Regions from separate parts of the Homo sapiens genome. Here all the other regions are linked to region 1. Evidence: read pairs that join two places in POLR2A ChIA-PET (ENCODE). Cell type or tissue: HepG2. All regions are shown on one strand. Region 1 overlaps MOGAT1 (monoacylglycerol O-acyltransferase 1). Region 2 has its middle 64 kb from the start of ACSL3. Region 3 has its middle 55 kb from the start of ACSL3. Region 4 overlaps ACSL3 (acyl-CoA synthetase long chain family member 3). Region 5 overlaps ACSL3 (acyl-CoA synthetase long chain family member 3).

Evidence for each region. ChIA-PET counts read pairs that join two places held together with the same protein. Peaks named below come from ENCODE experiments on the same cell type or tissue, not always from the same donor. Only the 100,000 strongest peaks of a DNase experiment are listed, where the experiment ranks them.
Region 2: POLR2A ChIA-PET joins it to region 1 with 98 read pairs; 11 of 35 experiments call an interaction of 5 or more read pairs at or near these places.
Region 3: POLR2A ChIA-PET joins it to region 1 with 44 read pairs; 11 of 35 experiments call an interaction of 5 or more read pairs at or near these places.
Region 4: POLR2A ChIA-PET joins it to region 1 with 14 read pairs; 16 of 35 experiments call an interaction of 5 or more read pairs at or near these places.
Region 5: POLR2A ChIA-PET joins it to region 1 with 23 read pairs; 10 of 35 experiments call an interaction of 5 or more read pairs at or near these places.

Annotation. Positions count from the first base shown.
Region 1 is chr2:222,707,519-222,711,518 of GRCh38, reverse strand. MOGAT1 (monoacylglycerol O-acyltransferase 1) reads right to left here. Exons shown (of 6, transcript NM_058165.3): 6 at 1,589-1,783. The coding sequence ends at 1,629. Among named protein-coding and RNA genes, the nearest start is that of MOGAT1, 38 kb to the right of the region's middle. RefSeq lists enhancers at 1,695-1,989, 1,936-2,125, 1,935-2,229. In HepG2, a CTCF peak has its summit at 3,078 (motif pointing left); DNase peaks (open chromatin) are centred at 1,868, 3,088, 3,568 and 3,918; H3K4me3 peaks cover 915 bases.
Region 2 is chr2:222,795,145-222,799,144 of GRCh38, reverse strand. No RefSeq gene overlaps it. Among named protein-coding and RNA genes, the nearest start is that of ACSL3, 64 kb to the left of the region's middle. RefSeq lists enhancers at 2,737-3,659, 3,660-4,000. In HepG2, CTCF peaks have their summits at 1,659 (motif pointing left) and 2,152 (motif pointing left); DNase peaks (open chromatin) are centred at 1,634, 2,234, 2,914 and 3,764; H3K4me3 peaks cover 1,482 bases.
Region 3 is chr2:222,803,973-222,807,972 of GRCh38, reverse strand. No RefSeq gene overlaps it. Among named protein-coding and RNA genes, the nearest start is that of ACSL3, 55 kb to the left of the region's middle. In HepG2, a CTCF peak has its summit at 1,798; DNase peaks (open chromatin) are centred at 1,752 and 2,072; H3K4me3 peaks cover 1,395 bases.
Region 4 is chr2:222,862,343-222,866,342 of GRCh38, reverse strand. All of the region lies in intron 1 of ACSL3 (acyl-CoA synthetase long chain family member 3), which reads right to left. Among named protein-coding and RNA genes, the nearest start is that of ACSL3, 3.3 kb to the right of the region's middle. RefSeq lists an enhancer at 1-71. In HepG2, a CTCF peak has its summit at 3,980; DNase peaks (open chromatin) are centred at 852 and 1,822; H3K4me3 peaks cover 4,000 bases.
Region 5 is chr2:222,901,648-222,905,647 of GRCh38, reverse strand. The region is part of intron 3 of ACSL3 (acyl-CoA synthetase long chain family member 3); the gene reads right to left. It also overlaps the pseudogene ATG12P2. Among named protein-coding and RNA genes, the nearest start is that of ACSL3-AS1, 16 kb to the left of the region's middle. In HepG2, a CTCF peak has its summit at 1,831 (motif pointing right); DNase peaks (open chromatin) are centred at 1,847 and 2,227.

The sequences.
Region 1 (4,000 bases):
CGCCATAAGCTGACCTGGGCACTGAGGGGATGTCAGTAAACAGGAAGGACAAGGTCCCTGCTCATGCTGGGTCAGAGAAGAGTCCTAAACCCGGCGAACTGTGAACTGGACGTATCTCACCAGGGAGGACACTTTCTTTCTTTTTTCTTTTCTTGAGATGGATTCTCACCCTGTCGCCCAGGCTGGAGTGCAGTGGTGCAATCTCCGCTCACCGCAACCTCCGCCTCCCAGGTTTAAGCAATTCTCCTGTCTCGGCCTCCCGAGTAGCTGGGACTACAGGTGCCTGCCACCACACCTGGCTAATTTTTGTATTTTTAGTAGAGACGGGGTTTCACCATGTTGGTCAGGCTGGTCTCGAACTCCTGACCTCAGGTGATCCACCCGCCTCAGCCTCCCAAAGTGCTGAGATTACAGGCATGAGCCACCACGCCCAGCCGGCACTTTCTTTTAGAGATTATTTTATAATGAAAAGGCCATTCAGGAAGCAAATTAAAACCATTTCTCTTAGCATGAAAATTTTTTGGAATTTCCTGATATGGAATTTCCAGAATTTCTAGTCCTGAATCATGTGCAAAAGCCTGTCTTCCAAATAGATTTCCCTCTACAGCAAAGGAGCATGATTCTAAGCATGAATAGAAATGAGGAACCATTCTCCTGTCCACATGAGTTTTCGTATGACAGATTCATCCCATTTTGAAAATGGCAAAAAATCCTGCACTAGTATTTAAAAATTTGTTGTTGATATGACCAAAGGCTCAAACTATCTAAGTATTAAAAGTATCTTTATTCACTAACAAATGTCCTGTTCAAGCAGAAAAAAATATTTCCTCTAGCTGTATATGGCGAACTATTTTACACAGTGTCTCCCAAATGGGCTGGCTGTGAACAACAGTTGTCACATTTTGTGAAAACACCACCTTAAGTTATTGTGATGTTTAGTAAGAGGGTCTAATTATTATTATTATTATTATTATTATTATTATTATTTTAAGACAGAGTCTCACTCTGTCTCCCAGGTTGGAGTGCAATGGTGCGATCTCAGCTCATCGCAACCTCCACCTCCCAGGTTCAAGCGATTCTCCTTCCTCAGCCTCCCTTGTAGCCGGGATTACAGGTGCCCACCACAATGCCCAGCTAATTTTTGTATTTTTAGTAGAGTCGGGGTTTCACCATGTTGGCCAGGCTGGTCTCAAACTCCTGACCTCAAGTGACCTACCTGTCTCGGCCTCCCAAAATGCTGGGATTACAGGCGTGAGCCACTGTGCCCGGCCGGGTGTAATTACTTTTTGAAGCTTTCTTTTGTTTTTCAGAGCACATGAATAATTCTAAACTTGTTCATAACCTGTAAAATGATTTTGCCTTCATAGGCAAGGAAAATTATTAGATGTCTTATAGTCATCTCCAACCTTATCCTACAGTCATCTGTGTTTTTATTTACCACAGATACACCAACATTCATCGCCATAAATAATACTTTTCTGTTGCAAATTTGATGCCACAGGCAAAAGAAAAAAAATAAACGTCTTTAAAATATTTATTCTCACAATAGGATGGTCTCTTATCCTTCTTTATGCCTTATTACAGCCAAGTCATTTATTTTTATTTTTTAATTTTTTTTTATAGTCAAGTCATTTTAAAACAAGAGTCTCGTGCTCTGGAATGCCATACTTTCCTTTGTGTTCCTCAAACAATTTCCTAAGTTCCTCCATATAGGTCTGATGTAACTCCTCAATCTGCTCCTGGGTCGGGTTCAGAGTCTGACGAACAGGGATCGGGCGGCCAACTGCAAATCAGGGAATACATCATACGTGAGGAACTAAAACCACTCCACCACAGACCGCCGCCCCTAATGCACAGCTGTGAACACAACTGCCAATCAGAATCCCTCCAGCCTGCTCACTCCAATCCTTGTTTCCTTTCACTGGCTGCCTGCAGTGGTCACACCACTCCATCTGATAACAAATAAAGAACTTTCCTCCTCAGCAGACACTGGATTGTCGGGACCCTGGTGGTTTTGACTTTGAGTCAAATGAGCTACTGTGCTGACTGCAGCTGGGAGGTGAGTGGACATAGCTGTGTGTCCACGTCACCAGCTTCCTCCCTCTGGAACAGTTGACAGCCAGACCATAGTGCCCTGATTATTACTGACTGTGAATCCTCACGTCACGTGGCAGTCCTCTAGTCTGACTCTTCTTTTTGAGACAGAGTCTTACTCTGTCACCCAGGCTGGAGTGCAGTGGCACAGTCTCAGCTCACTGCGAACTCCGCCTCCCGAGTTCAAGCGATTCTCTTGCCTTAACCTCCCACTGAGTAGCTGGGATTACAGGCTCCCACCACCATGCCCGGCTAATTTTTTTTTTGTATTTTCAGTAGAGACGGGGTTTTGCCATGTTGGCCAGGCTGGTCTTGAACTCCTGACCTCAAGCTGGAATTACAAGGGTGAGCGACTGGCCAGGCCCAGTCTGCCTCTTTTGAGTGTCTTTCTAAACAATTAAAAAATACATATCTTCACAGCTAAGTATCTGTATTAGAGAAATACACATAAATGACGTGGATTCCATTGTTTGTAATAGCGGGTAACTGAAAAACAGCTAACGTCTCAATAGAAAAACTGTTAAATAAACCATGTAATAGTCATTCAATAGAATCCTAGGCAGAAATTTTTAAACAATGAAATAATATAAATATGTGTACACATACACAAATACACACAGATGTCTAAAATGTATTAAGTGGAAAAATAATTTGTAAAATAATACAGTATGATCCATTTTTGGAAAAAATGTTTATATTCCTAGAAGTATTATACGTTTTTAGTGCATGGAAAAAAGTCCGGAAAGAGAGAGAAACATAAAAGTTCCTTTTTGGTAAGGACGTAGGGATGGGGAAATTTCACTCTAACTGTGTTATATAAATTTTCTACAAATGAGAATGCATTTGTGTTTTTCCAAATACACTAATTAAAAACAAATCTGGCAACCTCTATACATATTTTAAAAGGTGTTTATATAACATCTCACTTGTCTCTGATTTTTAGAAAATACAAAAATTCCCATGGCTTTGGCTCTTGCACTCGCTGCGCCACCTGCTGGTCGGATGCTGCTACTGATGCCAAGGGTTGAAAATGTACAGGATGGCCGGGCGCAGTGTCTCACGCCTGTAATCCCAACACTTTGGGAGGCTGAGGCGGGTGGATCACCTGAGGTCAGGAGTTCGATACTAGCCTGACCAGCATGGCGAAACACCGTCTCTACTAAAAATACAAAAATTAGCCGGACGTGGTGGCGGGCACCTGTAATCCCAGCTACCCGGGAGGCTGAGGCAGGACAACCTCTAGAACCCAGGAGGCAGAGGTTGCAGTAAGACCGGATTGCGCCACTGCACTTTAGCCTGGGGGACAGAGCAAGACTCCGTCTCAAAACAAACAAGCAAACAAACAACAACAAAAAAAAGAAAATGTACAGGAAGTTCAATGAGGCAGCAAACTGCTGCCTCTGACCTCATTAGCTTGGGCATGAGGTCAGGTGGGCTCTAGGTAATGAATGGGACCCACAGTAGAGCGACCTTTGTCCTATCCTGAGTCATCCCATGTCACATACGAGGTTCTGATTCATGTCAGTAAGAGTAGGTGGTTAGCTAAGCAAAATATGAACAAATGTTAAGTCACAGAGAAGGAAGTGATAAATGACATCAGTATGGGAGCTGAGGGGGCACAGAGGACACACACACATACACACATCCTTACTGCAACATTAATATTCTCAAATTGCTAAGAATTTAACCACACATAGCCTTGAAAAGCTCATGTGGTTTTCTTTGATAGCTTGGATGTCACATTTATACATAGTAGACATAAGTCCTGTTTAACTCAACACAAAGAACTGGAAACAACCATCTCACTGTCAATTGTGGCTGGAAATATGGACTAGCAGAGGCCAATGTAGTGATGAGGTGGAACTGGGAGCGGGAGTTGCACAAAAAGCACAAGGCTGGGCTGGGT
Region 2 (4,000 bases), 88 kb before region 1:
AATTTGCCAACAAGATCAGGAGGGAACTAAACTCAAAGATATGTTGTCAATGTGCACAGTGTCCATGCCTAGAACTTGGTAAAATTGCTCCCTTTAAGGTACTGGCTACAATTGAATGTGAACCTAGAATGAATGTCAGTAGGTTTCGTTAGGCCATGGGGCCCATCCTGCCTGACACCCAAATCTCACCTCACGCTGAGGTTCCTGGGATTGGGATTGAGTCCAGAAACAATTGTGCATCTCTAAGAGATTCCCACTGTACAACCAAGTGGCTTCCTGCTGAAGTATTCTCCAATCAAGTGGTGGGTCAGTTCTGAAAGGAGCTGACCTGTCATGTTAAGGGGAATGCTGGTTCAAAGAGCTACACCTGGGCTGCACCTCCACCTTCAGAGCTGCAGACACCTGGGCCACACCTACACCTTTACAGCCTCATACTTATCTCAAGGCTCCCCATAACCCAGGAAAAGTAAGCAGAGGTAGCTAAAAGACTGGATCACCTGTCAACACAGTTGGGTCATCTCTCAGTGCATCAACTAAAGGGTATTTTCTGGGCAGTATATAAACTTGGATTTTAGAATACCAATCCACTGCATTCTTTAAATATTGTCTAGAAAATTGGAAAAATAAGACTGGGTGCGGTGGCTCATGCCTATAATCCCAGCACTTTGGGAGGCCGAGGAGGGTGGATCACTTAAGATCAGGAGTTTCAGATTAGCTTGGCCAATATGGTGAAACCTTGTCTCTACCAAAAATACAAAAATTAGCTGGGTGTGGTGGCACATGCCTGTTGTCCCAGCTACTTGGGAGGATGAGGCAGAAGAATCCCTTGAACCTGGAAGGCAGAGGTTACAGTGAGCCAAGATTACGCCACTGCACTCCAGCCTGGGTGACAGACCAAGACTCTGTCTCAAAAAAAGAAAAAGAAAATTAGAATAATAAAAAAGAAAAGGAGGAATTATTTTTCTGAGTGCCACTCAGAAATAGGAAGTTGATTGTGTTTTAGTCACTGGAGTTAAAATAAGTCATTAATCATCCTCTTCCCCTGTCTTTTAAGAATCATCATTACGGTCATGTGTCACCTAATGAGGATACATTCTGAGAAATGTGTCATTAGGCAATTTCGTTGTTATTTGAATGTCATAGATGTACTCATACAAACCTAGATAGTATAGCCTACTACACACTTAGGCTGTATAGTACAGCCTGTTGTTCTATAAATCCTATATAACATGTGACTGGACTGAATACCATGGGCGATTAAAACACAATGGTAAGCATTTGTGTATCTAAACATAGAAAAGGTACAGTAAAAATACAATATAAAATTTTTTTAAATGGAACATCTATTTAGGGCAGCTCCATTATAATCTTACGGGACCACATTGTATATAGATGCAGTTCATCTTTGAGCAAAACATCATGATTTGACACATGATTTACTTTAAAGCAAGTAAATGACTGATATAGTAATAGGCAGAAAGTTGGTCATTGAATGGCTAGAGCTTTTCCTAAAAAAAAAAAAAAAAAAAAATACAAGGCCAAGAACTGGCTTTTAAATTTTTCAAATACTTTCTTTCAGAAACAATAATAGGGCAATTCTTTGCCAAAGGCAGACGGCATCAAGTTCAAAAGGAATAAAGACTTAATGGCTATGCCCCCTAGAGTCAAAGAAGATAAGCTGCAGGAAAGATTATTTTGGGGGAGGAGGAAGTTTAGGGGAAAGATAGTGACCCTTTTACATTTATTATGGTAGCATTATCTTCAGCAAATAAATGTCATCTGCATTTATTTGCTGAGGGTTCAGAGACCCTGGCAGCAGTCACAGAAATCCGTTCTAACAAGATTAAACATTCTCAAAAATAATTTCTCAAGTGTGGAACCTAGGCGGTCTTCCCCTTAACATTAGGTATAGGTTCTGCTTGTCGGGCTCCTGTTTTTCATCTTTTACTGTAGGAAAAAAATTCCAAAATTTCTTTGACACATGAAGAGCAGATTTGAAAAGCTGCAGTTCATCTGAAGTGTTTTAGGTACAGCAGAGGAGGCACCCTGGGGCCTGATTATTGGGTATTGTGGGAGCAGCTCATCGTCTCTCTGGCTCAGCAGGCTCACACCACTGCCTGTCAGTGCCCAGGATGACAACTCACTGCAAAGAGCCAAGGGCCCCCTCCTGGGAACAGTCAGCTCCCGGAGGCTTGGGTCTGTTTCTTCTGCAGCTGGACATTCACATCCAGTACAGTGTTTACAACAGAGATAGCACTCAATAAATATTTGTTGAGTGATGAACAAATGTATGCATGTCAGCTCTTGGGCAGCAGCCTGGAATCACTTCTGAGGTTTTTGGTTCAGGATCTATACTGACTTTTCCAGGATGTCCTTTGATCGCTGGGTGTTGACTTCTGCAGTGCAAATGTGGTAAATGAGTCCTTCCTCAGAGCAATTCTCAGGCATGAGGAGGTACAGCAGGCCGCTGTGAGGAAGTTTTAGCTGTGAACATCATGCCTTTCTGTTCCTGGGACTGGCCACAGTTCCAAGAAACATCTTAGGCAGTTTTCCAACATGGCGAGGTTGATGTCTTCACTGTCATTTCATTTATGGTGCAAAAGAAAAGTAGCCAGGACATCACCCTGAGACTGAGACCTTTGGAGCCACAGAGGGATATTTTCTGGAGACAGGAAGGCTCTCTAGAGTCATTGTCAAAAGGCAGTTTGTTATTATAAGTTCTTGTCAAAGATTGCCTAGAATTTGTACGTTATACATAACCCAGAAAAGAAAACACAACATCCAGTTTGTATCAAACAAAGGGCAGCTAAAAACTGGCTTTTCATTTGTCAGAGTGCTAAGTATCCTGTGGATTTATCCTCAGAACAAAGTTCTGCTTATACTGCAAATATTTATTCTAGTAACAATGAGTACAGCAGGATATAGGGCCGTAGAATAGTTTGCACAGTGGAACTTTATTTGAAGAAGTGGGGCATGTCCAGGTAAAGTTTGCATATGATAGCAGATTTTCCAATCACGTATTTCCCTTTCCCTCTGGACAAGGTGACATTTGGGGGGAAGTGTGGTAAAATTTGGGACAGGCAAGGTTGCCTTTTAATCTTTAATGAAGGTGCCTTGAAAATGGCCTAATTCTGGTTGCTTGTAGGTATCACTGACTGACAGGTTTACAGAATGTCCCACAGATATACTATGCCCCTGACAGCCCAGGAGACAGGGATGTTCCTAAGCCCCAAATATCAAGAGTGAAGGCTGCTCTTTGGATACGTGCTAATGCAATCCTAAAACAGGGGGAAAAGAAAAAGGAAAAGAAGAAAAGGGGGAATGTGGAAGCAAGAAAAAATAAAATTAGCTGGGCGTGGTGGCGTGTGCCTGTAATCCCAGCTACTTGGGAGACTGAGGCAGGAGAATCTCTTGAACCTGGGAGGCAGAGGTTGCAGTGAGATGAGATTGCACCACTGCACTCCAGCCTGGGTGAAAAAGTGAGACTCTGTCTCAAAAAACAAAAACAGACAAAAATAAAAAACATAAGAAAGAGAAAGAATGAGGAGCACTTAGAAAAGGAAGCGGAGTTCATTAGTTCATTGGGGAGGGGAATAAAGGCTTATGGAGGAAAGTGTCAGCAGCTGAGGTCCAAATAGCACAAAAAAAGAATTTGGCAGGGAAAGGGGGCACTCAGACAGCATTGTGTTTGGTGTTTGGGTACTTTGTAATGGAAAAGCAGGCTGTAGCCTGAGGCCCAAGATCAGGTCAGGCTAGGGAACAAAGGCAGCATGTAATGGGTATGGTGAGTCAGCATGAACCCAAATCTAGATTGACAGTAGAGGTCAAATTCAGGGAAGAAGGCAAATGACCCCAAAGACCCAGATATGTCTTCTGGAAAAAGACAGCTTGGTCCAATGCAAAGACCCAGATGCAGAAACATTGCAATAGTGTCAAACGTGAGCCAGCATGGACAGCAAAGACGATCCCCTGCTACCGCAGTCTGAGTCTGTTCAGAGAG
Region 3 (4,000 bases), 96 kb before region 1:
AAACGACAGACTTTTCTATAAAAATTTATGTGGGACACAGTTAATGTTTTAAGTCAAGCTTACACAGCATGTTATTTGTGTAAACAGAATTAACGTTACAACAATGCTTCAGAAAGCATTAATTACTTTATATTTCTTCTTATTAAAAAAAATCATGGCTGGATGCGGTGGCTCGTGTCTGTAATTTCAACACTTTGGGAGACCGAGACAGAAGGATCACTTGAGGCCAGGAGTTTGAGATCAGCCTGGGCAGCATGGTGAAAACCCCATCTCTACAAAAAATGAAACATTTTAGCTGGGCATGGTGGCAGCACCTGTAGTCCCAGCTATTCAGGAGGCTGAGGTTGGAGGATCACTTGAGCCCGAGGTCAAGGCTGCAGTGAGCCATGATCATGCCACTGCACTTCCACCTGGGTGACAGAGCAAGGCCCTGTTTCAAAAAAAAAAAAAAAAAAAAAGAAAAATATCAAGAACAGACAAAAGTCATAACCATGTTGACCATTCCTTATTAATTCTTCAAGGTGGTTCTTTCTTCTGGCATATCTAAAAGTGGTTTTAAATATTTACACAGTGATCTTTTTGCTGACTTTTGCAAGGGGCCTAATTGTCTAGGAATTGATAAGATATATTAGCCAGGTTTGTGTTTTATGTGTAAGCCAGAGAGGAGAGCTGAAGGAGGCTTCACTCTTTAATCTATTTTAGGATCACATTACCTAGCATGGCGTACCAACTATCTCTATCATAAAACATCCCAGCTGTTGAATTACCGTCAGCCACACCATAGGACAGTTTAGATTAGAAAATGAAAAAGAATTGTGTGTCCAGTCGAAATGACAGGGAGGAATCTGATGGCAAGTAAATGCCTGTTTATGGAAGGCAGTGCGCTTTCCAATCAGACAAACCTCCTCTGTCCAAAAGTGCTGAGACAAATGTGTGCTTCTAAACAGTGGGTCGATTTTGTTCCTGGATCCAGCATACAAATGTTACATTTTAAAAACTGCATTACTAGATCTAGGGGAAACTTAGTGCAGGCTTCTCCTTTTAGGAGAGCTGGGCCATACACTGTCCTAGACTCCCACTCCCTGCCCCTTTATATTCTATTACGTGCTGAGAGAAAATAACTTCGCCCTCCTTCCCTTTGTTTTTCTTTCAGAGCAAATGAAGTCAAGGGCAGTTCTGGGGGGCTGGGTGGGGACAGGTGGAGTCTGTGCAGTGCAGGAGACTTTCTTTAATGTTACAAAAGTAGCCCTGAGCTAAATGGCTCTGACAACAAAATTAACTATCCAAACCAGGTGAGACTTGTTTTTCCATTCATGACAGAGCAGGTTGGAATTCATTTCAGTTTACTAACCCTCTGTTTATATTGATTTATTTCAGGAAAATGAAATAATCTTTAACATTTTGACTTTTCCAAGCAGTTTCATAGAAATTTAGGTCATTCTCACGAGTGCTTTTGGCTTTTAAAGATTTTTTTCTGAGTATAAACATAATTCGTATTAGAGATCATTGTGAAAAAAATTTAGAGAGAATCAAAGAAAATAAAAATTACCTTTACTACTATTCCCATACAGAAATAACTTCCCTCGATCCTTAGATTTACATATTTATTTATTTATTTTGCAATTCATTATCTAATTTATTTAGTTCCTCAGAGTTCCTACATTTTAGTTTCAAAACATCCCTTTGAAGAAGGTAGGTCAGGAAGTGTTATATCAGTTTTGCTGACGAGGAAGCTGATGAAACGTTGTGACATGTCCAGAGGCCCACAGAAAATCAGTGTCGGACCTCAAGCTGGCCCCACTGTGGCAGCCCTGGAACACTCAGAGTTGCTCTTCTTTGTAATCAGTTTCCTTGCTCTGTGGCTTCTGCAACCAGGGCTATGTTCCTCAAAGGTGAGGGGGAATTTTCTTTTTTTCTCAATGGTGACAGTATCAGTTACTCCTTGTTAGAACCAGGTTCTATCCTTGCAACTTTACCTACTGGCTAAAATTTCACTTAGTCCCCAGACCAGTCTTCCCTGTGCTCTCTCAGTCATTTGTGGACATGCACAGAGCAGGGAAATATGTGAGCTGAGGTCAAACGCGTTGGCACTCTGTATTAGTATTGTTGCTGTGGTTGCCATTGCCTAATAATAAATGGCATGGCCTCTCAGAGGATTCAGCTTATGCAAGAGATTCCGACTTACAGGAATAAGAACTTCTGCTGCAGACGCTAGGAAGCTGTCTCAGAGTTTTTGATGGCTAACACCTTGGCACCCTCCAGAGCACCTCTGTCCTCCTCTGATTGCAATTACTCACCTGTTCCAGATTCTGACACCTGTTACCTGAGGCTCTCTGTCTCATGCCTGGTTCTCTCGGAAGCATCAGGACAGTCCATGTACAAGTTAGGGCAGGCTTGTTTATGGTTTTACTTTGGGAATGTTTATGTCAGAGTCCTAAGGGGCCTGGCCATCAGCCCTGCTTTCAACATGGTTCCTTTCAGGAGATGTAGGGTAACCCATGCAAGCATGTCTCCTGTCCTGCTTTGACACCCAGGAGTTTCTTAGGTGTGTGTGCAGATTAGACCTCAATGCCTAATAGTATTCTTTGAGAGAAAAATGTTTACCTCTCACGACTTGCTGCTAAGAAAAAATGCAAATAATTTGTGCAGAAGTCCCAGAATTTCAGTACAGTGAGCTTAGATGATTCCAAACATGGATAGATTCGCTTAGTCCTTAAAAAAACTTAGTTTCAAAAGAACACTCACTTGATAAAATATCTAATGAAGGAGGGAGAATATTTAGAGAAAGAGTATTTTTTCTTTTTTCAGGAAATACTAAAGCTTATTTTTTTCTGAGAAATTCCAAATGGGACTGGTGACAGGCATCTAACATATAATAAAGTAGTTCAGTTGGTTATAAATAGAAGTTTTTATTTAATGTGGATTGCAGTTTCATAATAAGGACAGTTATGTTGCCAACCAAAATAACCGTAACTAGTAAAAGATAATTGATTTCCTATTAAATTACTCTAGGAAAATAAGAGCAAAATAACTTAGGAATAAACAAATTATATTCATTTTGATACTTTTGTTATGCAAATAATTATTTATGCTTAAAATATATGTCTTTATTATAACTCTCAGTTCAAAAATACAATATGAAAAAGATGTTAAAAATCAAACACTGTGGAAAACCAAATTATCATAGCTGACAGACTGTAACCACCACTCTGATGAAGCCAAAAAAATGTAGTTCAAACAAGGAACTCCTAAGAATTGTCAATAACTATCTATATCAATCTCAACCATAATAAGAAATATGCAAATGAAAACCACATGGAGATGCTCTATTTTTTCCACCCATAGATTAGCAAAAACCTAGGAGTTTGACAACATGCAATGCTGGCAAGGCTGGAGGAAACAGGCTTCTCATACGTGGCTGGTGAAAGTGTAATACAGTGATTTGGCACTATCAAACGTAATTACAGTTGTAGCTACTATCTACTCCAAAAATCTCAGTTCTGGGTATGTGTTATGCATATGTACCAGCACACATAGGAAAACACATATGTTCAAGGTTATTCACTGCAGTGTTGCTTGAAAGAGCAATGACTGGGAACAACCCATGTGTCTAATAAGGGAATAGTTGGTCAAACAAACTACAGTACTTCTGTATAATAAAATACTATGCATCTATCAAAAAGAACAAGGGGACAACATGAATGAACTTTGAAAGCATTATGTCACCTGAAAGAAGCCAGTTACAAAGGAGCACATATTGTATGATTCCAGTTGCATAAAATGTCCAGAAAGGGAAATCTATGGAGTTAGAAGTAGACTGGTGGTTACCTTGGGCAAACGGATGGGAGTCGGGTGGGGAGGCTGGGGAAAGTGATGGTTAAAAGGTATAGGGCTTCTTTTGGAGGCAATAAAAATGCAATAAAATTGATCATGGTGATGGATGCACAACTCTGTAGATCTAGAAAAAGCCACTGAATTGTACACTTCAAATGGTGATGGT
Region 4 (4,000 bases), 150 kb before region 1:
AAACCCCATCTCTACCGAAAATACAAAAAATTAGCCGGGCATGGTGGTGGGCACCTGTAGTCCCAGCTACTCAGGAGGCTGAGGCAGGAGAATGGCGTGAACCCGGGAAGCGGAGCTTACAGTGAGCCGAGATCATGCCACTGCACTCCAGCCAGGGGGACAGAGCGAGACTCCGTCTCAAAAAAAAAAAAGTACCTATTTTGCAAGGCTGAGATAAAAATTAGAACAGCATTTGGCCACAGTATACTATAAAGGTGTTGGCTATTATCCTTATTCCAAAGACCATTCATTTAGAAAAACAAAAACTAGGCTTTGTATCCAAATAATATAATTAAGTTCAGTTACTTTCTGCATCAAATAGGAGACAGAAAAGTTGACCATGACAGGACAGGGGAAAATGTGCAGCTTTTCACAGCTAGAGCAATCAACATGAGGATAGTAAGATAAGCAATTTTTAATTTTTCTAACAATATTCTTTGGTAGCGTTATAACATCTCCAATGCGTACACATCTGTGTACACACACACACACACACACACACACACACAGAGGATCCAAAATCAAGGTAAAACATTCTATTTCCTGGCTCCCTGTTGACCTGGGAAAACTCCAGTTCATCTTGGAAAACCTAGTTCAGCTATCATCTCCACTGAGAAGTCTCCCCTTTTCCTTCCCTACTCTGTGCCTGCTCTGCACTTTTTCTCTATTTCCTAGCAGATTCCACTGCTGCACTGATTATACCATCCTGTAATATATTTGCTCATATACCTTCTTCTGTTCCACCATGCTGTAATTTGTTCATACACCTCTTTCCTGTGGTGAACTGTGAGCTCCTTAAGAGCAGGAACTCGCCCAATCATTTCCAAATTCCGAGTACCTTGCAAAACAGACACTAAGTAAATACATGAATGAATGAATCCTTAATAACAAATACCTTCACAAACAAGCAGAAAGCTGTATTTGGAGGCCACTTATCCAAAAGGTTGGTTATTTAAGTATCTTCAATTCTAAACAAAAATTAGCAGATCAGTTGAAACTACTGAATCATCCAATTCTTTACCCTTCAAAATGGGAAACATCAAAAATACGTAAATAAACATATTCCAATAATAACAGAAGCTAAACTTTAAATTAAAAGAATTAAGGCACCTATGATGTCAGGAAAACAGAAACCGTCTGAAAGCTTTTTTCTAATGAAACCAAAAATAAACATGTAAGGAAGGCACCACAGGATTTAACATTTACAATGTCTCCTTTTTCAGAAAATAAATAAATTACAATCAAAAGTCAGATGAAAATATATACTCTATTGAGGGATGAAATTAAGACTGAGCCACATTTTAAATCAATCACACAATGCTCTTGCAACAAAGTTTTCTAAAAGACTGTCATGAGTCAACTAAAATTGGGCTAATTTTTAGAAATTTAACAGTTCTTGACAATTTTTGGCATTTGCTTAGTACTCCATAGGTTACAGGCCTGTATTCTGTTACTGTGGAAGGTGTCCCCTCCTCCCAGCAAAGACACAGGCCTCAGTTGTACTTTGGGTCCCATCCCAACCCCATCCTTTTAGGAACTCTGCACAAACCCTTTTCTAGTCTATATTCAACCACTCCCTCTCCACTGAGCCTTCCCATCAGCATTTAAACATGCTGAAATCAAACCTATTGGAAACAGTTTCTGTCTCCGTTTTCCTCACCTCCCACTGCTCCCCATCCCACCCCTACCTGCAGATCAGCATCTCTTTCAAAGGTCACCAGTGACCTCCATGTTGCTAAATTCAATGATGGTTCTCAATTCTTCTCTCATAGGAGCATTCCACAGTACTGACTCATCGCCTTGCAGGAACATCTGTTTCTGGCTGTCCTCTGACCTTCCTGGCCACTCTTGTCTCCTTGACAAGCTCAACCTCCTCTGCCCAGCTCCATCCCAGGCCTCCTTCTCTTCTTATTCTATAGCCTCCCCACAGGCAATCTCACCCATACCCATGGTTTGAGCTCTTGCCTCTACATGGAGGTCTTCAAAACGGTAAATGGCCACCCCAATTCTCAGCACAAAACCAGTACCTCAATAAAGGCCTCAAAGGCAGCTCCAGCTGAACACTTCCAAAACTAAAGTCATGCCCTTCCCATATCCAGAACCTAGTTCTCTACCAGTTAAGCCCCAGCTCAGTGAATAGCACACATACCTCTTTAGTTGCATAGGTCTGAAACCTAGTAATCACTTAGCACCTCTTTCTCCCACTCCATTTACTATTTATCACCATATCCTGACAATTTTTTATCTCCATTTTCTCAGTATTTCTGTTTATCATATATGGCTCTTAAAAGGATCAGATGAGATATGCTAGCACTTTGAAAAAAAAAAACCTTAAATTTGAGTATTAGTATACATTAACTGAAATCTCTTTGAAAGCAGTAACTTTGGCAAGTTCATCTTTTTTATTTATGCCACATGGTACCCCTAGGACGGTGTTTTGCATGCAGATGGCCATTAAGTAAATATATTGCAATGTATTATTTGAATTGGCTTCATACATGTTCAACTGAGACATTTATATATTTTTAACAATCTATATTTCCCAATCCAGCCATCAAAAAATGATCTCCTAAGATGATGAGACTTTTAAGTTAAATGACCCTGTGAAGCGTATGCTACAATGGATACTTTTGAGTCATTATGATGCTCGTTGTTTTAAAAGCCTATCACCCTTGGCCTAGCTTTCCTAAAAAAAATCTAAATCCAATATTCAAGCCCAAATCTCACATAAAAGAGTCTTACTCCCCCTTACAGTTCATTTTGAGTGGGAGAAAGTATTAGAGGACTATTTAAGCTTTAAGTACCCTGAAGGCAGACAGAATGACAACTTGTAAAGTTGCCTATCTCATTTTCGTATCTTGCAATGAGAGCCGGGATGACATTCTGAGTATGAAATACACTGTGCAATGAAAAGAATTATTGTTGCTGACAACTTCCCAAACTCTTGCATTATGTACATAATTGCAGGCTCAGATTTCAAGACTGTCCTCTAGCAAAATCTCACCACATCAATTCAAAAAACAGCTCCCTAGACTAGATTTCCATCTACATCACAATCTTGCTCATAATCCTCATTCACACAATACTTTTCCTTCATCGTACCTATCAAACTTGCAACCACCTATCCGTTTGTATGACCATTTGCTTCTTGTCTATTTTTCCCTCTATTCACAGCTGTATTCCCAGCACCTAATAAGGTGCCTGACATATCACAAAAATTAAATGGCTCTAGGTGAGTCAATTAATCAAATGAGGAATGAAACAGTCACTTAACTGGAACCAAACAGCAGGGAAACACAAAAGCAAATGAAACAGACCTCGAGGCTTTAAGATCTGATTCTCACCCCAAACCAGACAGAGGATGATTTTCCCCTTATAATTTGTGCGTTCTTCATTTCTCCCATTCTTCCTTTCTTCCTTCAAGGAGAACATTTTAGACCCTCAGAATATTTAAGCTTTAAGTCACTGAGTCTAAAGCCTTACAAATTCAGTAACTGAGATCCAAAGATACGAGGTGACTTGTCACCTTGACCCTTAGGTCCAATGGACCACTCTGCCCCACACCCAATGTCATCCTACAAAACCAATATTTTTATACAAAAGAGAAACCAGGAAAAGTCTAGAGAGAAAACGCATGCGACAATTAGAAGGCTTACTCATCCCCAAGTGTGAGGAACTGCCCAGAAAAATGCCAGAAAACAAAATCAAGTCTGTGCAAAAGATTCCCATGTCACACCACCTGTCCCCTATAATACCCTTCTAATACACTTTCAGGAGCAACTCATCAGCACCCTTAACTCTCAGAACTAATTTGGGGAAACAAAATAGGTTGATAAACATGAAAGAAGGTATCATCAAACTACAACTCTCCTGGCCACCCAGACTAAAATCCACTGTGGAAACTATTCAGCCAGCCACCAAGGAGAGGCAGCAAAATATAGTGCTTAGATTTCAGAGCTCT
Region 5 (4,000 bases), 190 kb before region 1:
GGAGACATTAAAGCTTTCTGTACAGGAAAATGGCAAAATGAAAACAAACGGTCTTGCTACACCTAGAACATCAGAGTTGCAAAGAATAAACATACCCTAATAACCCAGAAGAAAGATGTTATCCAACTAAGTTCTCTCACTAAAATTTAATTTTGCATGTTTGTTTTTGAATTAAAAATAATATCATGGCCAGACATGGTGGCTCATGCCTGTAATCCCAGCACTTTGGGAGGCCAAGGCAGGCGGATTGCTTGAGCCCAGCAGTTCAAGACCAGCCGGGGCAATATAGTAAAACCTCATCTCTACAAAAAAGAGAAAAATTAGCAGGGTGTGGTGGTGCACACTTGTAGTCCCTGCTACTCGGGAGACTGAGATGGGAGGATCACCTCAGCCTAGGGAGATCGAGGCTGCAATGAGCTGTGATCCTGCCACTGCACTCCAGCTTGGGCAACAAAGCAAGACCCTGTCTCAAAAAACATATATAAAAAAATTAGCCAGATGCAGTGGCTTATCATGAGGCTGAGGCAGGCCTGTTTGAGCTCTTACCACCCCTGAACAATCCTTTTCAAAATCTCACCTGGGACCTAACAAGATGGCAGAAGCTGAAGACAATGTCACAGCTACCTCCCTTAACTGCTGCTGGCAGCAAAGGACTTACTCTAGAGGTCTCCCCAAAGCAAGCACCTCAGACCCCCCTTATTCCACTGTAGTTTCCTGGGACACAGGATCCTGCTGGCAACATCAAGAAAATTCTGACATCCTACTAAAGGCTGTGGGACATGTTCCTATTATGAAAACAAAGAAGCAGGCAGTAGAGTGAACTCGAACCATCCAAAGACTCCTTGACTTCATCAAAAAAGTTCCTTAAACTTGCAACCTCAGTTGTTTATTTATGTGAGTCAGGCTTTTGCTCTTTCCCTGGACCAGGAATTTGGAACCTTCTATGAGTGTTTCAGCAGTGATGGTAAACTAGTTCTACATTACTGCAAATCTCAGGCATGGGAATGAACCACAGAAAAAAACAACTTGCTACTTAAAATGAATTTTCACAGAGGAAATAGTTCTGAAAAGTTTTGATGCTTTGTAGCAAGAGCCTTAACAGATATGACCTATTCAGTATGTGTCCACTATGACCTATGCTAATGCCTAAGAAAACATCCACAGCATGAATGGACTCACAAAAACGTGATTTGTATTAATATACAAATCATCATAAAAGACTGACATCAGAGCAGACCCACCGTTCCTATACATTACTATTCTCATTGCCACAGATCTGCCTCCAAGGTTGAAATGGAGACTAAGACCATATAAACTTCACTACCAGTTCTCAAAATGACCATAATTGTTTTTTGTTTTGTTTTGTTTTGTTTTTTGAGATGGAGTTTCGCTCTTGTTGCCCAGGCTGGAGTGCAATGGTGCGATCTCGGCTCACTGCAACCTCCGCCTCCCAGGTTCAAGCAATTCTCCTGCCTCAGACTCCCGAGTAGCTGGGATTACAGGCATGCACCATCACGCCCGGCTAATTTTGTATTTTTAGTAGAGACGGGGTTTCTCCATGTTGAGGCTGGTCTCGAACTCCTGACCTCAGGTGATCCGCCCGCCTCGGCCTCCCAAAGTACTGGGATTACAGGCGTGAGCCACCGCGCCCAGCCGACCATAATTGTTTTAATGGTAAAAGTTTATTAAAGGGCTTTTTTTTTTTAACTATTCAGGGAACTTCAGTTTGTTTGGGATATGGGATGTTTACATTTATACCCACTGTGTTACCTTCTTGTAAAATAGTCATATTGACCTGCTCACTGAATACCTTAAATAGTCCAGTAGAGGGCAGCCCTGCTGGCAAAAAGGGTTTTACATCTTTACCACACAGTAACAGGAGAAAAGACTGTTTTGTTAATTTTTAGCTAATATCTAGTCAGGAGAGCAAGCATGTTGGGCAAACTGGAAGACTATTTCAGAGAATATACATAGTTTAAATTTATTCCATTGGGATACAGAAAAAAATTTTATAAATTCTGGACAAATGACTCATATAACTCTTTTCAATCCTATCATTTAATATTTCTTGAGTTCCAATCATATAACTATGGTGTTACTCTGTCATTTATTTATATAGTATCAAAAGAACTAAATAATCCCAGCAACATCTTTGAGTGTTTCACAATGCACTTTCCAACTTGAAAGCAATCAATAATTGAAAAACAGGCCAGCATGGTGGCTCACAACTGTAATCCCAGGACTTTGGGAGGCCAGGACAAATGGATCACTTGAGCTCAGAAGTTTGAGACCAGCCTGGGAAACATGACGAAGCCCTGTCTCTACAAAAACTACAAAAGTTAGCCAGGTATGGTGGCACACACTTGTAGTACCAGCTACTCAAGAGGCGGAATCAAGTGGGAGGATGACTTGAGACCAGGAGATGAAAAGTGCGATAAGTTAAGATCATGCCACTGCACTCCGGCCTGGGCCACGAAGCCAGACCTCATCTCAAAAAAAAAAAGAAAATCAACCTTCAATTTTACGTCTATTTCATGACATGACTAACAGTACCATTTTTACTGATGCTACTAGGCTGTAATTTCCTAAGGTGTGATTTGACTTTTTTTTCTTCCTTCTATTTGTAGTACCATATTGATAGAGGCTGGAGGCAGACAAATACCTAGGCAGATAGGGTAGAGTCCCCGGTGAAACCTCACCTTCAAGCCTAAAGCAACCTGAAGGCTGAAAGACTGGACTGCTGGTCCAGGTTGAAACCCGTGACCCAGAGGGAGAAAGTCTGTCCCAGTTTGCCCACCGTTTCCTGACTGATTCTTTCTGAATAATGCCCTAGGGTGGAGCCACCAGGAATTTGTGCCTCATGCAGAGGAGAAGTCTGCACTCTTCAGCTCCTGTGTGGTGGCCCTGGTATTCAATTTGTGAGGTAGAAACCTGCCTGCAGGACCCCTCTCTTTGCTGAGCTTTCCTTTTGCTTAATAAATTCCGCCCTCCTCATCCTTCAATGTGTCCACATGCCTAATTTTTTTCTGGTCATGAGACAAGAACCTGGATTTAGCTGAACTAAGGAGCAAGAATCCTGCATCAATATCTTTTTTAAAGCATTATAATAAATTGAATGGCATGTACAAACAAGATCTAAGGTATGTACTAGAATTCCAAGTATTTATTTTCAAAGGTAATGGTGTGAATGGTATGATTTTATTGAAGGATTTGAATTATATTTTAATCCCTTAAAGCCCAGAATGCAATTTATGGCTACAGGGATCTGCCATACATTAGCCTCAGGGGACGCTAAGTAACAACTAAATTTATAGTGATGAAATCACTGTCTAGTTCTCATTTTCTACCCAAACCTATGAATTTTTGAGTCCCCTTACATCAATGTCTTTATGTAATTAATATAGCTAATAGCACTAGAATAATACTGACAAGTTGAATTACATAACATTATCTTACAAGATTATAAAAATTTGCAATTATGTTGAAAGCTGGAAAGTGTATCAAGTTAAATAAGTTGGATATGAAAAAAGACTTATCTAATTTTGTCCACTTAGTTTACTTAAGTGAATATATTTACACGCATGTATTTAACAAGTAACAAAAATATGTTAAATTTGGGTATTGTGTTTACCACTGAGGTTTCAGATGATAGAATATTTGCTACCTCAACAATATTTGAGTTCTTTTTTTTTTTTTTTTTTTTTGAGACCGAGTCTCACTCTGTCACCCAGGCTGGAGTGCAGTGGCGCGATCTCGGCTCACTACAACCTTCGCCTCCGGGTTCAAGTGATTCTCCTGCCTCAGCCTCCCGAGTAGCTGAGACTACAGGCGTGCTCAATCACGCCCAGCTAATTTTTGTATTTTTAGTAAAGATGGGGTTTCACCATGTTGGCCAGGATGGTCTCGATCTCTTGACCTTGTGATCCGCCCACCTTGGCCTCCCAAAGTGCTGGGATTACAGGCGTGGGCCACCATGCCCAGCCTTTTCTTTTGGACCTAA